3 separate regions of the Mus musculus genome follow, and regions 1 and 2 are each linked to region 3. A link is a loop called in an ENCODE intact Hi-C map of the cell type or tissue named here. Cell type or tissue: left cerebral cortex. All regions are shown on one strand.

What was found. A loop is a pair of places that touch in the nucleus more often than their neighbours do. Peaks named below come from ENCODE experiments on the same cell type or tissue, not always from the same donor. Only the 100,000 strongest peaks of a DNase experiment are listed, where the experiment ranks them.
Region 1: it touches region 3 in a loop (2.9-fold over the local background); 4 of 42 quality-filtered maps call a loop at or near these places.
Region 2: it touches region 3 in a loop (4-fold over the local background); 3 of 42 quality-filtered maps call a loop at or near these places.

What each region holds. Positions count from the first base shown.
Region 1 is chr3:138,957,621-138,965,620 of GRCm38, reverse strand. Rap1gds1 (RAP1, GTP-GDP dissociation stimulator 1) reads left to right here. Exons shown (of 15, transcript NM_001040690.2): 7 at 1,671-1,796; 8 at 6,442-6,585; 9 at 6,936-7,067. Among named protein-coding and RNA genes, the nearest start is that of Rap1gds1, 110 kb to the left of the region's middle. In left cerebral cortex, no CTCF peak of the experiment used is centred here; a DNase peak (open chromatin) is centred at 4,523.
Region 2 is chr3:139,008,672-139,016,671 of GRCm38, reverse strand. Rap1gds1 (RAP1, GTP-GDP dissociation stimulator 1) reads left to right here. Exons shown (of 15, transcript NM_001040690.2): 4 at 1,001-1,126. Among named protein-coding and RNA genes, the nearest start is that of Rap1gds1, 63 kb to the left of the region's middle. In left cerebral cortex, a CTCF peak has its summit at 4,122; a DNase peak (open chromatin) is centred at 4,118; H3K27ac peaks cover 1,065 bases.
Region 3 is chr3:139,190,884-139,198,883 of GRCm38, reverse strand. It overlaps the pseudogene Gm4862. Among named protein-coding and RNA genes, the nearest start is that of Stpg2, 11 kb to the left of the region's middle. In left cerebral cortex, a CTCF peak has its summit at 4,762 (motif pointing right); a DNase peak (open chromatin) is centred at 7,215.

The DNA.
Region 1 (8,000 bases), 230 kb after region 3:
TAGCCCAGAAGTAGAGTGCTTGTAAGAGTTAACAAAGCCTGTGGCTTTACTCACACAAGCAAAGAACAAACAATATAATTTCCTCTTAAATATAAATTATTTGATTATAGAACTCTAAAAGTATCAGCAAACTGATATGCTTCCCCGAAATACAAAACCCCTAAAATTGAAAGGCTTTCTATGTATGAGAAAATATATTCATATTATACATTTAAAGATCATACTATGTGTGTGCATGCCACACAGCATGTGTGTGAGGACCAGGAGAGGATCACTTGCAAGAACTGCCTCAGTCCTCCTACCATGTGGGTCCCTGGGTTTGAAGTCAGGTTCCCAGTTACCTGCTGAGCCATCTTGTGGGCGCCTATGTGTTTGTAAGAGCATTACTATAAGAAAATCCGAGAAACCTTTGACAATAAGAAGACAGGTAGAACAAGACCAGTACTGCAGGCATTCCTTTGTCATAACCAAAGGACTTCATCTCCACCCCTCATCTCTTTCTGTTCCTTTTTTTCCCTCTATTTTCTGTATTTCTTCTTTCTCCTTTGCTTTCCTTCCAACTTTTAGGATGAATCATTCCCACAGCCATGTTGATAATTCATTATGTTTGTAGGAAAGTCATTAGTGTTTTGCCCTAATGTAATAGTTAAAGCATAAATATGTTTATTAGTCTTCTGGTTTATAATGAAACAAAAGGCACCAGTTCTTGACTATTTTTTTCTAAAAGTGTGTGTTCTTTACACACTATAAATTGAAAGCCATATAGTACTTTAGTTTGACTCGAAGTTTAAAATAATAGAGGTGTGTGTGTGTGTGTGTGTGTGTGTGTGTGTGTGTGTGTGTGTCTATGTCTGTCTGCTTGTCTCTGGAGATTTGATGGCAACTTTGGTAAATCTCTCCAATGTGGGTTACAAATATCAAACTCAGGTGTTGTGTGCCTTTAATCCCTGTACATGGGAGAGGCAAGTGGATCTCTTGTGAATATGAGGCCAGCCTGGGCTACAGTGAGGCTAGCCAAGCTATAGAATAAGACTCAGTCTGAAAAAAAAAGGAGAATGACTTTAAACAATATTTCCAGGGCAGGCAAGTTATCTCAATAGGTATTACCTAGACATGCTGAACAGGATAGAGGGCGAGGCTTCAAGAACGCTGGTGGGTTGGCCTTAAAATAGTGATAGAGGACATGCACAAGGCCTGAGAGTCAGTCTGTAACACTGCAAAGACAGAGAACAGAAATACAGTGTTATTTATTATCATGTCAGAACTAGTACAAAAGTATCTCAATTAAGTGACATTAAAGATACATTGGTGTCATCTTTTATTTAGCAATGTAAAATATAATTTGTTTTGAACAGTTTCCTCCTTTGCATGAAAGCCTTGAAAGTGTGAATTTATGACTTAGTGATTTTTTTAATCGTTGCTATGGTTACCTGTATGTTGCACAGTGAACAATTTTTATGGCTTCAAATGAAACTGGGTCAGAACATTTTCTCTAAAGTTTTAGACATTTTCTTTTTCAAGGGCACTAAAGGTCAGTTTGATTGTTTCCTGTGTGTGACGAACATTTGTGTTGAGTAACAATACAAATGACTGGGCATCAAAAGTAACAGCAAACACATTTCTGCGTTTCATTTTGTTTGCCTACTCTAGATTGTTCTTCTATTTTTCAGAGTCAAGTAAAGAACAGTTTGCTAGCACAAACATTGCTGAAGAGCTGGTAAAACTATTCAAGAAACAAATAGAACACGATAAAAGAGAGATGATTTTTGAAGTTCTAGCGCCATTGGCAGAGAATGGTAAGAAAAAACTCCTTTGGATGTTTGGTTGTGCAGAGTTTCTTAGGTGCTGCGATGCCAGTTCTTAACTCAAAAACCTTCTTTGCACTATTAATGTTATATTTTTTATTTGTATAACTCTACCTTCAGCTATATTATTCCACGACTGTATCTAAATTTGGAGAAACCTCTTTCCAAGTTTGATTTTAAAGTCTTAGCAAAGATACTTCTACAGTTATTTTTGCTCTGATGTAGAAGATAATGAGGGCTGTGGAGATGGTGTGATGGGTACAGACTTTGCCACCCAGGCATCAGGTTACAGAACCCATGTAAGCCAGGCGTGGCAGAGGAGAGGTGGAAACAGACCCCTGGGTGCTGGTCCCGACACAGCCTGCCCAGTTAGTGAGCTTCAGGTTCAGTGAGCCATCCTGTCTCATCCTGTCTCAAAAATAGGGTAAGGGTTGATTGAAGAAGACGCCCAGCGTTGGCATCTGGCTTAAATGTGCGTTGTTACACACAACCACGGGTAGAATTTGAAGAAGAAAAGTGAGGTAAAGAGATTAATCCTATATGAACCCCTCTAAAGACACAAGAGGATACAGCGAGGCATTCTAGGCCTGTCTACAGTGAGAATATTGATGAGTCACACCTTCTTAAGAGATGGACCCAGAAAGATAAGAGTGTATCAGGAAACAAACACCTGCACTTTTGTAAGTGATATTTCACATATAATGTCTTTTACATATTCAGAATACGACAAGACACTAATAAGGCAACACAATAAAATTATAAGAACACATATCATTGAATCTCCAGATACGGGAATTCTTATCCACTAATTTAAAGTAAGGATGCTGAGAGCTAGAAAGGATGGTACTTGCTGAGGAAAATGCTTGCTGGGCAAGTGTGGGGACCTAAGTTCAAATCCCAGAACCCACATAAACCCATGCATATGGAATCACAGTGCTCCTGCAACACAATGGAGGACAGTAGCCTGCTGTGCCCAGCCATGAACAAGAGAGAGACTGTCTTAACAAGGCAAAAGGTGAGGACCAACACTTGAGGCTGTTCTCTGACCTCCATGTGTGCACTGTGAACACCCACAATCATGTTCACACACACATGCACACGTGCACATAAACAAAAGATTAAAACAGGTTAGTGAGTATGGTTAGAGAGATGAAAGAAAGATTTTTAAATAATAAAAATGCAATACAGCAGATTTAGAAATAAACAAATAGAAATTCCAGAGCTGAAATTTCCAACCTAAATTAAGTACTTGCTGGCGGGCAGGCTTCTCAGCAGGATGCATAGAGTGGAATTAGGGAACCTGTGAGCTGAAGCCCAGTAGGAACTCCTGAATGAAGTCTTCAAAAAAGGGGGAAATGACACAGGCAGGTGGATCATCATGCTCTCTCCCTTTTGGTAATGGTGGTGGTGGTTGTTTCTGCCTTTGTTGTTTTCTTGTTTTGGTACCAAAAGGGACTAAATGTTTTGGGAATGGATAGTACATCAGCCACATTTAAAGACAGGTACGCAGAGATCTCAAATTACAAAAGGTACCAACTTTCTGGTCAGCATATGGTAAGCAGAGCAAGTTTTTAGACAGCCAGGGCCACCTCAGAGATGCCCTGTCTGAGAAAGACTTCTAGAAGGAAATTCATACGCACAAAATTTAAAATACAACACAGAATGAAAAGTCAGACTCTGCTAAGCAAACTTGGGAATAAGAAACAATACAGTTGGAGGCATTCCCATTGGATTTTTTTCCCTTGAGTCACGGTCTCTCTATCATGTTGCTCTGGATGCCCTGGAACTTACTATGTAGCCCAGGCTGGCCCTCAACTCAAGAGTCCCACTTGCCTCTGCCTTCCAAGTGCTGGGATTAAAGACATGTGCCACTATACCCAGGTCTGCATTAATTTTTAAAATTTATTTTAGGTAAGGTTCTGGCTTTAATATGTAATTTAAAACTAGAAAGTTTATCTTAAAATATAAGAGGCGATTCTGACCCCAAGCCTAAAAATCCTGAGTTCCCAAAGCCACATTGTATAAGTAGGGAACCAATTCTTGCAAGTTGTCCTATGATCTCTACATGAGCGAGCATACATTCCCCTCTCCATTCACACACACGTCTCACACGCACACACACGTAGTAATAAGAAAAGAACACTAAACTAGCTTTTAGGAATGACTATTGGGTGAAGTTATAGAACTGCAAGTGATTTGTCATAACAACTAGGGCAGTGACATGAGGCCTGCAAAAGGGTGCCTGTGATCAGAAAGAAATGTATAGAGGGATTTCTGGGATGATTGACGATTTCTTGATCTGGGTAATAAAGAATAATTTTCATAGTTGCTTATGTTTAATTTGTATATTTTCTGCAAATATGGCTTTTCTCTGCCTTTTAAATAAAGGTTATATCCTAGATAATCTTGATTGCTAGACTGATGACTTAGGTTGAGAAGTTCCTAAGATTGAAACACACCTCTGAGTGTGTTTGTGAGAGTCTCCAAGAGTAGCTAAAGGCGTAGAGACTCTCCTTACTGTGTCCAGCAACTTCCTAGCTATGCTGCCCCTTCCTCGGTGTGACCTCCTGAAACGCGGGCCTAAGTATAACCTGCTCTTTACTTAGTGCATTTAATATGTACATGCAATATGCACATACATACTCATTCAAGTCAGTGGTAAAGATAGACCTTGTGTGTTGATAAATGTGCTAGGATGTCTGCTTTGCCAAAATGTCTGCCTGGTCTTAACTAAGGCAATGTAAGGTTTCTAAATTGGGGATTACAGTCTAACTGTGAGACGAAAGACCTGTAAGCCTCTCTCTTTGCATGTATTACCCGTTCCTAATGCCTTAAATCTTGCTCTTCAGGGAGAAAACTCCTTTTTCATCTCATTCCTTGGTTCTACAAAATGAATTGTACCCTGGTCTTCCAGGATTATGCCAAAGAGTTACTGTAACCTCCTTACAGATTGTATAGTAGTGTTTTTATTTATTGCTTGTCCTCTCATCCACATAAATCCTGTTGAATAACTACGGGGCTCAGAGTGACCGCCTTTGAAATGTGTTTCTGTATTAATTATTTGCATCCTGGCTATGATTTGTTTTCTTTTGCTTTATAAGAAGAGTAATTGTAACTTTGTATCTGTGGTTCAAGGCTTTAGAATTTCTAAGACTTTTTATCATAGATTTTAGGTCTGGTTTCTGCACATCTCTAGCCCTAGTCTTCTGTATGTAACCAAGGAAACGTCCTACTTAAGTTTGGCCCAATACTGGTGCATTTTTTAAAAGTATTTTGTGTATTTAAAGATATTCAAAGGAAAATCAATAATCCTTGTGATAATATAAAGTTAAAATGTTCCATGCTAGTTACCTAAAATTATAAACATTAAGCATATGGATATTTTAAACTCTTTATTCCATACACCAAGAAACTGTCATTGTTGTGTGTGACGCATAGGCAGCTTACGGAACCCAATTACCAAAGGAAACTCCAACCAGAACAATAAAATTACATTTTTTTTTTGACAGAAGGAGATATGGCTTACAGATACAAAGTCTTCAAAAATACTTTAGAGTAAGATATTGGGACTATAAGATAATAGACGTAGTATTGGGGTAAAATTACCATTGCAGTCAGGTTCTTTTTTAAAATGAAATTATTACATTTTTTTCTGAATAACATAGTTTATCGGTTAACCATGGAAGATTTTTTTTTTTCTTTTCAACTGTATTATGAAGATTTTTTTTTTCCTTTTCCTTTTTTTTTTTTTTTTTTTTTTTTTTTTTTTTTGGTTTTTTTCGAGACAGGGTTTCTCCTTGTAGCCCTGGCTGTCCTAGAACTCACTTTGTAGACCAGGCTGGCCTTGAACTCAGAAATCCGCCTGCCTCTGCCTCCTGAGTGCTGGGATTAAAAGCGTGCACCACCACGCCCGGCTGTTATGAAGATTTTGAAGACATCCTGGGAAATAGAATTCAGTGTAAGGAATCATTGTGTACTCATGACCCAAAGACGGCTTACATCAGTGAAAACGTGAAGCTCTTTTTAAAAACAAAACTTATAAGTTTACAAACCACACTAGAAAGATTGCATCTATACAAATACCAGCCCAAGTATGCATACTTGTGTGTAGGTTCAGATTTTCTAATAGTCCCATAAATTTTGACAGCTTTTTATTCAAATCTCATAGTAGATATATTTTAACTTTAGATAACAATATGTATGTATTATAGACATATGTGTATATAATATACTGTTGTCTTTTACCATAATCATAATACCTAAAAATATAGTGATATTGGGTGTTGTCAGAGCTGAAAAAGACCTGGGGTTTTTGGGGGGGGCTATAGAGCATTTTAAGAGGATAAATAATTTCAAATAGAAAAATGAAGTTTTTATATAATTAGTCTGGACCGTCATCTTGATCTTGAAACTCAAGCGTTCAAAGGTGAGGGTTTTTTTGTTTGTTTGTTTGTTTGTTTGTCTGTTTGTTTGTTTGTTTTTTGTGGTGGTGGTAGTAGGTGTTTTGTTTTTTGTTTCTAAGTTGTTTATTAACTGATCTTAAAATACACTAGTTAGAATTCTTCATGACAGGTCACTGTGCAGGGGCCCTGTGACATCAAAACTTGTGATTTTGTCCACATTGTTCCGTATGCAGATGCTATTAAGCTGCAGCTGGTTGAAGCAGGTTTGGTAGAGTGTCTCCTAGAGATCGTCCAACAGAAGGTGGATAGCAACAAAGAGGACGACGTTGCCGAGCTTAAAACTGCTTCTGACCTCATGGTTTTATTACTGCTTGGAGGTGAGTCTCTCCTGCCAACCAGAGCACACGGTCAGCAGATTTTTTATTCGTATTGTGCCTTTCGTGAACAGAACACTAGGCCATGAAAAGAACAAGAAATGACAAACTTGAGAAACAGCTAAGTCCCCGCTATCTTCAGTATCTGAAGACCTGTAATAGCGAACAGAGCACTGAAGGCTGGATGGCTCTTGAAAACTCGAGCCTCACAATTCACCAACCTCAGTGTCCAATTGCTACTAGTAACGCAGTACAAGATTTCTAGTTTCCTCATTGGATTTCCACTTTGGAACGTGGGTTTGCAAGCCCTAATCATAGTTCCTCATTTAACGATCTGTTTCATTTCCCTCTAGATGAGTCCATGCAGAAACTTTTTGAAGGAGGAAAAGGCAGTGTGTTCCAAAGGGTGCTCTCCTGGATCCCATCGAATAACCACCAGCTGCAGCTGGCTGGGGCATTAGCCATTGCAAATTTTGCCAGGAACGGTATGCACATTAGTTATTCCTTGTGAACCAAGTGTTCTGCATTTTTTAAGTTTCTGCTTTATCCATCACATATATCAAAAGTGTTCCATTCAGAAATGTTTGTGTGTTATTTCCTCCATCTTTTAGAAGTCTCTACTGACTTACTAATATAACATATTTTGTATAGCCATCTGAATTATAATGTTTAAAGACAGATGATCATGGGATGGTTTTGAATACTGTGCGCTTCAAGTTTAGTGACTTGAGCATATCCATCTGATGGGGCATATTGATCCTTTCCCAGTTATGTTATCTTGGCTGTAATAGTCTGAGTATTCATTTTTGGGCTATTGGGTTATATTCCTATATCTATGTTTACATCTCAGTATTCCTGTGGGTGTACAGTATTTAATTTAATAATATTTCAAAGGCACTGGACCTTGTGAAATCTGATACTCTTGATAGCTAATCTAAGAACTCTTATTATGTCTAGAAAATATAGACTGTTTTTTAAATTCAATTTGACTACAGTGTGAACCGTTCACATGTAACACAGATTGAGTGTCCCTTAATCCAGTGTGCTTGAGACCTAACGTGTTATATTTTCTCAGGTTTTGGAATATTTATATAGACATTAGACAATGTCTTCGTTAGAAGACCACACCCGAACATGAAATTTACTGTTTGTGCATATATCCTGAGAATTGCTTAGATGATATTTTTAGTGCATCCTTATTGTGGCTGGTTGATCACATGAATTCAGTTACAGAGTTTCAACTCACAGTCATGTCAGTACGCAGATGTCTCAGACTTTAAGGTTTTCCTTCAGGAACGTTCAGCCTTACAGACGATCATGGCTGACTTATTTTGTCCTCCCTTCTCTTTAAAAGAACTATTTAGTAAAGGCCTTAAGACTGGCAGAATATTAGACTTCTGATCTGGATAGGTGGAGAG
Region 2 (8,000 bases), 180 kb after region 3:
AGAGTTAGCTATATATTCACTAGAACGTGCTGATGGCAGGTGTGAAACCCACAGGGGTAACACTGGCTTTCGGGTAACACTGGCTTTCAACTACCTTTCCTTATTTGGGATTTTGGGGGCGAGGATCTAAAAAGAATGAAGTTCTTTCTAGCCCTTTCTGTGATGGTATCACCAAGAGTCAGCAGGCAGAGAACAGTAAACCCAGAGATCAGGGAGAACAGATCTGAATGACAAGAAGGGTAGTATTTGGATAGACCTGTAAACACTGTACATAGCATTAGAGCAGACATGAGTGACCCTGGACAGACCCGTAAATGCATGCACATAGCAAGAGCAGACAAGAGTGACCCTGGATAGACCTGTAAATGCATGCACATAGCAAGAGCAGATGTGAGTGACCCTGGACAGACCTGTAAATGCATGCACATAGCAAGAGCAGACAAGAGTGACCCTGGACAGACCCGTAAATGCATGCACATAGCAAGAGTAGATGTGAGTGATCATAAACTGGATGTTAAGAGAGACGAGGAATGCAGGATTCTTCTAGGCCTGAACAATTGAAAAAGACCTATTATTAAAGGATTCATTGGAACCTTTCAGTTTTCTTCTTAACTTTGAGCTTTTGGAGACCATGTAGTGATAAACTGGAGCACTTGGTAGCTTAGTTTATAGCTTCTCCTTTAATCATCTCACTGTGCAGTAACCCTGCCACCATCGTGTGCTGTTTCCACAGCACGCCAGCCATTCCCAAGAGATAGTGCCACCTCAGCTGTGATGAAAGTTAGTTAAAATACTGCGGAGCTTACATACGGCGGATAATGTGGCCCTACGAGGTTTTGTATGTTTATTGGTTTCATCAGGTATTTAATAGGGATGTAGGCAAGAAATTTGAACAGAAATGCGCTTTCAAATAGTAAACCCTTTAAACTTAGCACTATGTGTTTATTTTTCTGTATTTCGTATATTTCGAGTTCTGATGAAACATGTCTCTTCTTTTCAGAATTTATGCGAATCCCATGTGTAGATGCTGGATTGATTTCACCACTGGTACAGCTGTTAAATAGCAAAGACCAGGAAGTGCTGCTTCAAACGGGCAGGGCATTAGGAAACATATGCTACGATAGCCGTAAGTATCAAGATATTGGTGATACTTTCACCACGTTTAAAGAATTGTGAAATTATGATTTTCAAATTGGTTTTCAATTTGGTGTCAGGACTGACTTCTAGAGAGGCCAGTTAGCTTTAGCTCTGCTTATTTAGCAGAACTGACGGAAACTTGGGCCACACCATGCTCCTAAGGAAGTAGTTAGAGGGAGCAAATCCCCATTTTATACAAGAGATGTTTTCTCAGTAAGTTGCTAAAACTCTTGAGACCTTTAAATTTAACAAAACTCAATTTGTAGATCTTTAAATTAGGTCTTACTGAAGTACTGTCTAAGTGAACATGCCTATGGAAAGTCTTAGTTTCTACATCTGTCCAAGTGAAGTTTTAATTAATTGCCATTCAGTAAAACCATTCGTAAACTCCATCATCTCCTCAAAAGCTAGACCAGCCCACTGCATCCGCATTGGCTCCATTCCGTCATTGCCATCCTTACCACCCTCTGGAACTCCATGCTACACAGGGCAAGCAAGAACTTGCGGGTTGACTTAGTGCAAACATACCACAGTTGCTACTTCTTGTCTCTCGTATACACCGAAAACTTCTGAGTATAAAGTTGGACTTGATGACACATGCTTTTAATCCCAGCACTCCAGAGGCAGAGGCAGGAGGATCAAGGCCAGCCTGGGCTATACAAAGAGAGCTCAACAGACAAACAGCATACTTTGAGAGTTTCAAATTAATCAGGCATATCTTAGTTGTCTCTAGATTTTTATTTTTGAGCCAGAAATCACACACTTATCATTCAAGTTTAAACGATCTACAAAATCAGTATTTGTGCAACCAGAATAATTTTACCATGTTTTCCTTCTTGAACCCATACCTTAAGTGAGTTGTATTTTGCTGTGAATACTAAATATTTGGGTTTTTTCCCCTAACACAGTGTTTTAAAATGTGACTTATACCTGTGAACCATATACATATTTATAGTAAAACAAAAACAGCAAAAGAAACTGTAGTTATTTGCTGTAACTGATCTGTAGCACAATAAAGGCAGCCTTCTTACTCTCACTCTCTTCTCTTTCCTGTGTGTGACGGTGTCCGGGACATCTGAATGTAAAGTGTAGGGTCCATTTTCCAATCCCTGATGATGCACGTAAAGTTGCATATGTTCTACTCGAATCTGACTCTCTGTATCTTAAGGTACTACCTTCATTTACAAAATGAGAGTTCTTCATTTTATAATTTTGCATTGTGTGTGTGTGAGAAAGTGTGTGTTTGTGTGAGAGAGTGTGTGTAAGAGAGTGAGTGTGTGTGTGAGCGTATGTGTGTGTATGTGTGAGAGTATATGTGTGAGTGTGTGTGTATGTGACAGTCTGTGTGTGTGAGAGAGAGTGTGTGTATGTGAGACTGTATATGTGTGAGAGTGTATGTGTGTGTATGTGAGAGAGATTGTGTTTGTGTATAAGTGTATGAGTGCGTATATATGTGAGTATATGTGTGTGAGAAAGAGTGTGTATGTGTGTGAGAGTGGTTTTTATTAAGTATCATAGATTGTGATCTCAGCTCTCAAAAATTATTCATTGATATAAAAACAAATTATTTTTTAATACATACCCCTAACCTCTGCCCAGTAGTAGTTACCAAATGGTTATATGTACTTTCAGAGTATTGTAAGTTAGGTTTCGTTCTTGCCCTTCTGTGTTTACTGGAGAATGTAAAATCATCAAAAGTCTTTATTATTCAGCTTAATTTTTCTTGAATTTTTCCCCTCCAATCATGGGAATTATTGCCTCTTATGAGACTCTTGTCCTGGAATCTCACTTGGTAATGGCAGAATAGAACACTACACTGTCTTCTGGTTACTTATGGTTTTCGTGGATACATACAGTCATTTTATTCTCTGTATATTTCAAAGAACCTTGAACTCCAGGTGACAAATACCAAGCTAGTACAGCTATAGTTTGATGAAAGCGAAGGTCACTGTGACAGTATTTATAGGGCTTGTTCCTTTGACTTATGAGGTATGCAATATGAAGTTTTATAGGTACAGTGGGGGCTGTGACATTAATATATTTCATTGTGTAGACATTTACAGCTACTTCATCCTTCAGTGGAAATTACAGTTAAATTGATAAATAAACACTGTGACTTGAGCCAAAGTTTTCACTTCTTAGCCTTGGTTAAAGAAAATGAAGTTAAGGGTGTTAAAAATGTTAAACATAAGTGATTTATTGCTGTAAATAATGGGATACAATACATTCATTGTGCAGTGTTGCCTCGTGTATAACTTAAAACTGCTTTCTTATCCTTTTATTTTAAATTAAATTCATGCCAACTTCTTAGTGTTTTCTCCAGAATTATTCTAGAAAAACTGGAGTATATACCAAGATATGAATTTAGTACTGTCTAGTTACTCATGATTTTATTTGAATTGCATTTATCATTTATTTCATAACAGTTGGGATTTTAAGAAAAATTAGGCTTACCTGAGAAGACAGTGCTGACTTCTAGTTTAAATAATGAGCCATTTCCCCTTTATCAAGAAAATGATGCTTTTGAGAGAGAAAGAGAGGAACAAGAAACATTACAAATTAGTAAATTTAAGAGACTTGCTTTTTCAAAATATAACATTTTAAAATTCATATTTATTCTTATGAAATTTAACCTGTTAGAATAATTTAGGTGGGTAATTAGTTTGCTCCAACTGCATGATTTTTAAAGGTGTGGCTTTTGTTCGGGTGGTAGTAGGCATGAGGTAGATAGATTAGATAGATGGAAAACTAGCATTTACAGAAGGCACTGTAAGCAACTCACCACAAAAGGGAAAAAAGGAGAAATCTGTGTCTATGTGATAGACATTTGCTATCGTAACTTTACCAATTCATTTGAGAGAAATACCCATAAAATGCATGGAACAGAGAAGTGGGTCAGGCTTCAGTTTTAGTAACAGCCTTGTCAGTTCCCATTATAGGCGTTCTTCCTAACGGAAGGAAATGTTCTTACATAATCCCCACATCACGAAACAGCAGCGCCCCTACCAGACGGGGTGTAGTCGGGCTTTATGGCTGGTGAACCTTCGGATGCATCTCTGTCTCGTGTGTGGAGATGAAAGAATCTCTGTCTGGGGACAGTTTTCACTTAAAATTGTTTAGTGTGCTGTCTCCCATATCACCTCTGAGGCATTTCATAATGGATTCCTCTTTTAAGACATTCAAATAGACTTTAGATGCAAGCACCATTTAAAATTTTGTGTGCCAGGGTAACTATTAGCTTTGCCAGAGTAACTTGTCAATAAGTTTGACATCTTTCAAAGAAGTTATCTACGGAAATATTATGTTTCAGTTTGTAAAGTAATCAGCAAAGCTGTGTGTAGTAGAACCTGCTCAGGAATATTGTTTTAAACAGAGAGATATATTTAAGAAGTGCTTGTTCTGTGTGCACGTTCCTTTCAAAGGTTATATTCTAAAACCCAAGAGAGTGATTGTCTTACTTGGAATTTTTGTAGCATTCTCTGTTTTTATTGATTCCTAAGATTAGAGCTCTGCACATTGTAAATTGCTGATTTGTTTGAGTGTTCCTGGTCTCTAACAGGTCCATGGCTTGTCTCCTCTGCATTTAACGTTCCCGGGGATACATTGGTTCTTGGAGATTGGAGTTTCTGTTTGTTAATATTACCCCTTGAGTTAAGGAAATAGCATTTGATGTACGCACACCTTTGATCCCAGCACACAGGAGGCACAATCAGGCGGATCTCAGAGTTCTGAGTTCAAGGCCATCCTGGACTGCAGAGTGAGTTCCTGGACAGCTAAGAGAAACCCTGTCTCAAAAACAAAACAAAACAAAACAAATAAAAACAACAACAAGAAGAAGATTTGATAGGAACTAGCGGAAAATGAATATATAAAATTCAATATTTACCCAGTTTATATAAAGAGCAGGGTTAACACAATCAAAATTTAGAATTGAATATGCTGCTTATAATAATAAAGCAATACTTGTGGTTACATAGTTCTATTACTAGAATGATACACATATTTTAAGATGCTTACATGATGTAGTATCTCACTTCCATAGAAAAGAAAATTACAGTCCTCCTGAGTGAATAAAATAATCAAAACAAGTTAGTAATCTGGATTGCCAAGGCAGTTTTTGTGAAGTAAGGTAAATTCTGTTTATTTAACTCACTTCAAGTATACAAAAGAATGGCCAAGTAAATGTATGTTAGTGATTCTTAATGTGTTACATGGTTGCTTGGTTGGTATATGAGGTGTAGGGGGCAAGTATTGCAGCCACATGAATGTACAGAGGTAGACCTTGGATATTTTCTCTGCCAGCCTCCTTATTGCCTTGAGATAGATCCTCTCTCTGGACTAAAGTCTTGCTGTTTGGACCAGGCTTGCTAGGCAGTGAACTGCCAGGATTCAGCTCTGTCTACCCAGCAATGCCAGGCTCACAGACACCTATAGACATGCCCAGCTTTTATCATGGGCCCTGAGGATTGGAACTCAAGCCCTCATGCCTGTATAGCACTCTTGCCTGCTAAGCCTCCTCCCCAGTCCCACTGTTTTCTATTCATGGGCCAAATAATCTAGTTTAAATTAACTGCAAGTGCCAAGAAATAATAGCTAAACAATATTTTATAATGAAAATTAGATTATTATATGTTAATATAGTACAGAAATGCTTTGAAATTGTACAGGTAATCAATGTTTGCTGCAGCTTTATTACATTGAATTGTTTATTCTGGCACTTAGAAATATTTATTTCAGTGATCTAATTATTTGGTTAGAGGGTTTTGTTTTTTCTATTTTAGAAGAAATTGAATTATTAGCTAGTAGCATAACGATGACATTCAACTTTATCAGTCAACTTACTATCAAAGTATGCCATTTATAGAAGAAAAGAATGGATAACTGGTTTACAATGGAGCTTTTAGATTTGATTATGACTATTATCGCATGAAAATACTTTATAAAGATGTTATGTGTGGATTGAAGTAGATGCTGTCTTATAGTTCTTATAAGCTCTAAAAAACATCGATGAAAAAGAACAGTGCTTTAACTATAGTAGAGAAAATACCATGGTCAAAAGCAGACGTGATGAGGTGATTTGAATACATACTAAATATGTGGCTTTTACTACAGTGATAACGAGACTATAAGGTCCATCTGCCTCTTAAAATAGGTCAAATAGTGCATTCTAGGAAAGGAAAGGAAATTGGTTGTCAAAAGTTATATAGATAAGTTCATAAAAGTTTAGTACGTCCCCTGGAAGGCAGGTAATGTTATAGATAGAACCCCAGCTGTGCCGTTTAATATGTCTGATCTTTTTTTAGCTCTAAAGTCTGTTAGGTTAAAATAAACTTGTTTCATGGATTAAATTGGATTCATGGCTGGGTATGGTAGGACACTTTTTATCCCAGCACTTGGGAGGCAGAGACAAGCAGATCTCTGAGAGGTTGAGGCCAGTCTGGTGTACAGAGTGAGTTCCAGAACAGCCAGGGCTCCATGAGACCCTGGCTCACTGTCCACCTCCAAGTAGGGTTTATATATAAAAGCGGAACATAGATTATAAGCCATTATGCAAAGGAAATAAATACTATGATGATTCTAAACTCTACTGCAACCTAATCTAAATATACTGCAACAAGTGTGTGCAGGATATGTACAATGAATGTATAAAAGACAAGAAGCTTATAAAGAAAGACAAAAAGTAAAACTATCCTGTAAGAAGCAGGGTTAATCTACTTAACTGTGTGTAAGCATTAAATGAACCACAGCCTTTTGGTAGCCATGGTGAACACAAGAAAAGTTGGTTTGTATGATTCTTACTCTATGCTGAAAGGAAGGTTATAGTTATTAAACAGACCTTTGAAGCAAGTGCAAGCAGGGAGTTACTAGGACAATCCTGTATGCACCTAGTAACAACAGTGAAAGTGTCTGCTGGCATTAGGTGTGCTGTCTTGGATAATGGTTCTGCAGAGTTTGCACATGAGCTCCACTTAATGACTTTTGTCTTGCTCTTTAAACAGAATCCAAGAAACAACACTGTGTAGTTTTATTTGAGAAACATCGCCCAACAATGTTGGGTTTTGGTGGTTACCTCAAGTACGGAGCTTAAAATTTGAAAAGAAAAAAAAAATATTGAGTTGTTTTCTACTAGTTTAGCTTCAGAATAAGATCCTTTGTATGACATGTCCAGGTTGAAGTCTCCAGAAAGAAGAAGGAGAAAAAAAGTTTGTTTATTAATCCATTGCTAGTCTTCTAAAAATCTAATTTGCATGAAAGTGAGTCCTGAAAACTATGTTAATGCCACTGCATGAATCTGTACATAGATAAATTGCTTAGACCTGTACATACATGCACACACACAAAATGAGAAATAATGAAGTCTGTATAGAGCCCTTAGATATCATTGTGGATGCCCTGGTGGAGATATTGTATCTATATTGTGTGATATCATCTTGGGACATGAAAGTAAATATTCAACAAGAGCATGCTATGGTTGGGGCCTTGGATGTCTTGAGTTGATTGGTTTTTGTTTTTCTATTTGTGTGTATGTGTACATGCGTGTATGTGCCTGTGCCTATGTGTCGCTCTGTCCTGTAGCTTCCTGTAAGCCTGTACATGCTTAAATAAAGCATCCATATGTCCAGGAGGTAAACATATTCTTTTTTCTGTGACAAATACTCTTAAGTCTTTTACCTCTTCTTCGGATGGAAGCTCTCTCTTTCCTTCTCCCCCTCCCCCGTGTGTACATAAAATTATAAAGCATTACCTCATAATGCTATTTTTACAGTGTTTGGACAATTCATGTGAAGAGCAAAATACCTGCATGTTTCTGTGTTCCTCCATGCTTTTAACAATAAACAAATACATACATAAAAATGAAACCA
Region 3 (8,000 bases):
AAGCAACAGCTAGCTATTGCTGAGATTCAAGTTAGCCTGAAAGAACTGTGAATGAGTATGTCAATGTGTAGACTGAGAAACATAAAAAATATCAAATCGGTAAGGAAGAAATCATAAACTTGAAAGATAAGGTCAAAATAACTAATATCCAAGTGTAAGGAGTGGGTTCTGATGCCTTGATTGGGAATCTGCATGTGAACACTGAAGGTCCTGTCTCCATTTGTTTCTTGATGGATCAATAAAGATGCCCCCAACCAATGGCTGGGTGGAAGAGGTGGGACTTCCAGGTTCTCACAGGCAGGCTAGGAGACAGAGAAGGGAAAAGATTTGTCATGCTTTGGAGGGAGAGAAAGCCACCAGCCTCGTGAGATCTCAGGTGGAGTAAACATTGGCTGCTTCCCCGACTGGGTCTGGGTAGCAGGTGGGAGTAAGCTGAGGGCATATTTAGGGTGCTGAGCAAGGAGAAGGAAACTGGGCAGCTAAGCAGAGGGCAGGATTAGAGGTGGTGAGCTGGGAGTGAAGGTAAGGTCACATTAGCCACAGGAGGCTTAAAAGTGCCTGGCCATTGAGCTAAAAGGTATATTAAAAATAAGCGTGTGTGTGTGTGTGTGTGTGTGTGTGTGTGTGTGTGTGTGTGTGTTTCATCCATGGATCCAAGGGAACCTGGGTGGGTGATGGGAGCGCAGTCTGTCCAGAGCTTAAAATGATGTATAGAAACCACATGCACCGTCCAACTAATGGACATTTGAACCACAGAAAAGATCATGACAAAAGAAGTAAAACCAAGACAAGGTTTTTGACCTCCACATAATGTCATAGCATATATGCATGTGTACACACATACACACAGACACACACACACACACACATAAAACAAAGTGTAATTTTTAAAATGTAATGCTATATAGCACATAATATATATACATGCACAAGTACATAGACATACGTTTTCTTTCTGTTCATCCAAAACATTACAAATGAGCAAGAAAAATGCCTCTTAACGCTGTGACAGAATCAAGACAGGACACTGTGTAGGCGCTTTAAAGGTTTAGCATTCCAGTTAATAATATTAATTCCCATGAGATATTGTTGAGGAAAAAGATTTTAAAAAATACATGATACCATTTTTTTCAAACTAAGCAATATAAAAGGAATATAAATATCAAATGTATGCATAAGCATGTGGAGAATATGAATGGGCATGTGCCAGGCTATTGGTATAAATCTGTTAAAATGGAGAGGTGATGTGTGCAGGAGAAGAATCTGTAAATATATATAATATATATGTCACATTTTTACATTATTTGTAAAATAAGGGAAATGTTTCTGTGTTATTCAATAAAATTTAACATGCAAAATTTTGCTGGAAGGGACAAAATGGGGAGAGAGAGCCATTGAAGCTGTGAGATGATGTCATTATCCCTTGTAATAAATGCTGTGAAGAAAGGGCAGCCAGAGTTAAGTAAGGTGGGGTTCCATGAGGAGCAGCCAGAGACAAGTGAGGTGGGGGTCCATGGGAAGGGATGCCATCACATGCTACTTTCCTTCTAAAAAAAATAATAAAGACTAAACAAAGCATCTTTAAAAAGGATTATGCATAGTTTTTAAAAATTATAAATTGGCAAATTTGACACTGAAATTCAGTATATTAAACAAACACTTTAGGTATTGAGTTCAAATCTCATGTGGCTCAACTTATAAATTTTGAACTAAAAATTTAGTCTACTCATGGTATTTTTAAAAACTACTCTCTTGCATAATGGTCCCACAGGAACTTATTATAGCTTCAGAAGATAAGACAATGGTTGGCATTCTATCTCAGTACTGTACTGTTTTTTACTAAATATAAGAACCTATTTCTTTCTGTTACATATGTATAGCATATTCAATCAATTTATGATTATCACTGACTTAATAAGTTGTCCAATTATAATCTATTTTTTAATTCAAGTTAGACACTGTTAGGAAGGAAATCTTGGATGAATCTAGAACATGTTATACAAGTAAGCCAATTCTTTTTTTAAAGAAAAATGGTATCGCTTATATGAGACATGAATACTACTCAAGTCCATGGGAACAGAAAAGTGTAAGGGTGGTTGCCAGGGTCCAGAGAGGATAAGCCTGAGAATTATTTAAGGGTTAAGACATTTCAGTGTGTAAGGAGAAGATCTTCTGGAGCTCACTGTACAAGAATTTGAACACACTTAACATGCTGAACCAAACACTTTAATATCTGTCAGATAATCAACTCTACTACAAATAGAAATAACTACCTTATGTTGTATACATGATTTGTGAACTCCCACAACTGTAATCTGAAGAATATGTTGATAACATATCTTTTTTTAACCTGGATATAGAAAAATTCAACTGAATTCCAAGAGTAACTGGTGTTGGATGATTATCTACCATCACAAACCTTAAAAGAATACAGGATATTTCATAGATCCATAGACATTAACAGACTATTGTTGGTGCAGGTTCTAAAGGCATAAGCAATTCAATGACAAGGAACTAATAAAAGTCATGGAATGGCATATGGTGACTATTTCAGTGGAAATTAAACCCAAATAGGTCTAATAATGAGCACAAATTGTGTTCATATGTCTTATGCATTTAACTAAGTAGCTGCACTTTTTTTTTGTTTTACAAAGCTAATTCTTTTAAAACAATTTAACATTTGACAAGAACTGTGATGCACTTGCACAGCTGGGTTGTTTGTCTTTTTCTGTTTCTTATTTTTGTTGTTTTTGTTTTTTAGGTGCCCAAATTTATCTAGGTTAGCTTCAACCTATAAGGTTTTTCTGTTTGTTTGTTTGTTTGTTTGTTTGTTTGTTTGTTTGGGTTTGGATGGAGGTGTGTGGATTAAGACAGTCTCTCTTTGTAGATCTGACTGGCCTGGAACTTACTGTGTAGACCAGGTTGGCCTGAAACTCAGAGACGCACCTGTCTCTGGAGTACAAGGATTAAAGACATGAGCGTCCACACCTGGCTGCCTAAGTTTTCTTTCTTTCTTTCTTTCTTTCTTTCTTTCTTTCTTTCTTTCTTTCTTCCTTCCTTCCTTCCTTCCTTCCTTTCTTTCTTTCTTTCTTTCTTTCTTTTTGTAAACAATCTTTTTATTAGATATTTTCTTCATTTACAATTCAAAAGCTATCCCGAAAGTCCCCTATACCCTGCCCCTGCCCTGCTCCCCAACCCACCCACTCCCGCTTACTGGCCCTGCTGTTCCCCTGTACTGGGGCATAGAATCTTTGCAAGACCAAGGGCCTCTCCTCCCAATGGTGGTCGATTTGGCCATCTGCTACATATGCAGCTAGAGACTTGAGCTCAGGAGGTACTGGTTAGTTCATATTGCTGTTCCTCCTATAGGGTTACAGACCCCTTCAGCTCCTTGGGTACTTTCTCTAGCTCCTCCATTGGGGGCCCTGTGTTCCATCCAATAGATGACTGTGAGCATCCACTTCTGTATTTGCCAGACACTGGCATAGCCTCACAAGAGAAAGCTATATCAGGGTCATATCAGCAAAATTTTGCTGGCATATGCAGTAGTGTCTGGGTTTGGTGGCTGATTATGGGATGGATCCCCAGATGGGGCAGTCTCTGCGTAGTCCTTCCTTCCATCTCAGCTCCAAACTTTGTCTCTGTAACTCCTTACATGGGTATTTTGTTCCCCATTCTAAGGAGGGACAAAGTATCCACACTTTGGTCTTCCTTCTTCTTGAGTTTCGTGTGTTTTGCAAATTATATCTTGAGTATTCTAAGTTTCTGGGCTAATATGTTCATAGCAGCCTTATTTATAATAGCTAGAAGCTGGAAAGAACCCAGATGTCCCTCAATAGAGGAATGGATCCAGAAAATGTGTTACATTTACACAATGGAGTACTACTCAGCTATTAAAAACAATGAATTTATGAAATTCTTAGGCAAATGGACGGATCTGGAGGGTATCATCCTGAGTGAGGTAACCCAATCACAAAAGAACTCACATGATATGCACTCACTGATAATTGGATATGTTTTCTTTCTTTAAACATGAAAACCAGGTTTTCAGAAGTAATCAAACAAGTCTAAATGTAAACGAATCCGTGCCTAGACAAAGGACCAAAGCTTTATGTCGATTTTAGATGCTAGAAAAATAAAAATAAAAGTCCCCCCCCCCGTTTCTCCTAATGTAACCAAATAACAATTTTTCTCCTCCTGTAAAACACAAACAAAACTGATTCTAGTGGTCTCAGGAAATGGCCTGTAGTGGTCATGTGGTAGCCTAGTCAAGGTAAGGAAGTCAAAGACCTCAACCACACAGCTGTCTTCTTCCCTGTCCACCATGAGCCACCAAGAATCTCACTACCTAGTGATCTTCATCGCACAGTCTTATTACTACTTTACATGAATACAATCCAGAGAATAGGTGGATTCACACTCAATAAAGCACATCTTAGAAATACCTAGAATGTATACACTAATACACACTAATTCCTAGGGACTAGAATACACTCTTGCAGAAATGGCTTCTAATTCTGTTTTCATTTTTGTGCTTGTGGGTTTTGTTTGTTTGTTTTTTAGTTTTATAAACTTTATCATAAAAAAACTTGAAAATAAAGGAAAAAAACACCCAAAAAAGCTAATCACACCCTAAATTTATACTATACACCAGACAAATAAATTTCTAGATTTGTTGTAAACATTTAATATTCTACAAACTTAAACACTCTTTAAAACCCACAAGGATTTTTTTTTTTTTAGTAAAGATCACTAGGTGGCACAATTTCACCAGTTTAGGCTAATAAATTTTCTCTGTCTTATTAAGTTTATATAAAATAACCTAGATTTTATAATTCCATCTAAGCAATTGAAATTTATATAATATTTTTGCAAGCTATCAAGGACACATAAAGATCCTGTCTCACAAAGAACAAGAACAGCAAATGCTTTCTAAAGCAGCATTGCCCATTCTTGTGACCTATGTGATTTCCACACTGGCTTACAAGGCTAGGAAGGTACAGAATGCGAACATGCCGTCCACCAACTGCATCCTCAGATACTTGCCAACCCTCGGATCTGGGCGTGGCTTTATGAACAAGGGAATGTGTGGTCAAACCATTGGTTCTGATGAGTGCATTAACCTCACTTAAATGATGCAGAAGAGATTCCATGGAAAACAAAGTCAAGAAAACAACTGCACTGGCTCGTGCTAAGAAGAAAGTATTTCTCTGCTCTAACGAGATTCCTATTGGAACTAATCGAAGGACTGAGAGGTTGAGAACACACTACAGGGAATATGATTCCTTTTTCCTCAGCCCTTGTGCTTACCAAGTAACAGCAAACACTGTCATATTGTTTTTAACACAAATTTTTAAAATGTAGGGGTTAAAGAGATGGTTCAATGGTTAAACAAGCACTCGCTGTTCTTGCAAAGAACCTAGGTTCCATTCCCAGCACCCATATGGCAGATCACATCCATCTGTAATTCCATTTGCCCCTCTTCTGACCTCTCTCTGACACCGTGCATGCACATAGTATATAGAAAAATATGCAGGCAAGGCACTCATAGACATACAAGTAAATATATCTATAAAATAAATAAAAATAGTGAAGTTAGTTTTAATTTTTTAAAGTAATTGACAATATATTTCAAATACTCCTTGTTTGATATGCTTATTCTTGAATATAAAAATGGCAACTCTAAAACCAGATGAATAATTGAAATAATAAAAAACAGACTTCTTTGTAAGACATAAGAGTTTATTAACTGTTAATTTGAATCAACTATACATTTTAATAATATTGACATATCATAAAGACTATAATGTAATGATGCGGAATAGTGGCACCATTGATAAATGCTTAAAATGAGGTATTAGGAGTAAGAGCCTAGAAGTCTGAATTATTTTTGCCTTACTGCATAAGATGGCTATACCAAATGTGACCTAAATTTTCTCATATTTAAAAATTAAAAAGAAATAGTGCCTAGACAATGGAAAATAATAGAGGTTGACCAGATTTCATATCCATTTAACCTTTAAGTTGTTATAAGTATCATGTTTGTAGGAAAAGTCCCAGATCTGTCTAATGTGTTCACTATCACTTCATTTCTTGGAAGTATTTATAGTTCAGAAAGTTTAACTGCTCTTAGGCTTCATTTTGGCACATAAAGTAGTTATCAACCAAATAAGGGGGCAGTATACCTCACCTGGACCAAATTCTGCCCTGCCTCCAGCTCCTGATATGATCCTTCCTAATGGCCACTGGTGAACACTATCAGCTGCGATAGTCAACACTGCTAGGTCCTTGATGGTAATGTTCTTAGAGACCAAGTCAACTTAGATAGATACTCTGGCCTCTTGAAAAATTCTCCTGTTCTGAAGAAAGTCCTTACCTAGCACAAAGGATACTGATTCTGAAAGGTCACCTATGAAGAGGGGAATGGGGACAGTTACAGTGTGTTATGAACTAGGATTTTCAAGCCACACTAGACAATAATAAAAAGATAGACTGTCCTTACATCCCAGACCACTACACAAAGCATGACAGTAGACAGAGGGAAAGAAAAGAACAAGGAATACTCTACAGAAGAACTCTACAGCAGGGTTACAAACCACTGAAAGTTTCTGGGTCCATGGATAGCTGCTCAATAGCCATGCTAAATGGACAGGTTCCCTATAGTAAATTGTTCCCAAACCCCTAAGATAGTGTACCTATAACAGCTGCACCAAAATTCTCTCTGAACCTGCCAGAATTCTCTTAGTTCTTACATAAGACCGGTGATGTAAGAGCAGTTGTAATGCTGTTCTGATCTACCAACCCAACGTTGTTCTGATCTATCAACTCAACATGGTTACCAATTTTTTGGTTAAGATCATTTACCCCAATAGCATGGAGAAACAGGGCTATTCACTCAAATGCAAGTTTAACATTAAAGTCTTTTATTTAATTTTTTCTCTTGCAAAATAATATTTAACCAATATCCTAGACAACATGTACAATGTACTGTGGAGAATAAAAAAGAACACAGAGTACTCTTCAGAAGACAGCATTCTTTAAAGGAAGCATTCTAATGTAGGCACATAATGAACAGTGTGTCTTACTCCCCAGTGTTTCCATCTCATCCCTGAAGACTAGCTGAGCAAATTACAATAATTCATCCCCCTTGCCAGGGATGACTTGTTCAGCAGAAGACAACTGCAGCTGTGTTAGGCCTGCCAAAAATATCCACCACCCCAAAGATGCCCATTCTAATTCCTGAAAGTTGTGAATGCAATGGCTGGAATCAGTTATAAGGCACAGTTAGCCTTAAAGCAGGAGAAGAGATGGCTGAGACGAATCCCATCACACAAGGCCCAAAGAGTAAAAGACTCTTTAGCTGAGGCAAGACACTTGAAAAGAAATTCAAAGCAAGTGATTGCTGACTAATATAGGCACCCCCTGGAGCTGCCTTCAGCAATTCACAGCTGACAATTAGTAATGATTCAGGACATCAATCTACACAGGGAAGGGGAGAGGGTGGAGGAAGATGAGGAGGTAGGGTGAAGAGGTAGGGAGTAGGGAGTTACCATCACTTGGTTGAAGTGGAAATCAGTTCTTCAGTCTCCCAGACTGAAGTCCAAGCCAGTCCAGCCCACACTTTGACTAAAGCCTTGTGAGGGGAACCTAGTTGAAGTCCCTTGTGCTTCTGACACACAAAACTAGGAAATAAGAAATGAATGCTACTATTTTTGTGCTACTAGATTTGTGATAATAACGTGCATTTTTCTACTTCATTGCTAAAAACAAAATTGCAAATAAAAAGTGAAATAAATCCCATGTTTATTGCTACTTTCTTTTCTATAGCAAAGACCTAGAATAAACTTAGTTATCCATATCAGCAAATGATATGTTTTAAAAAAAAAAGTGTGTGTGCATGTACATATGCAAACAAATGAACATAAATGAACATGTTGGTACGGTACAACATGTAGAAAAGAGAACAAAAAAGGATAAGTATTAGGAGATGAGGAAGGATG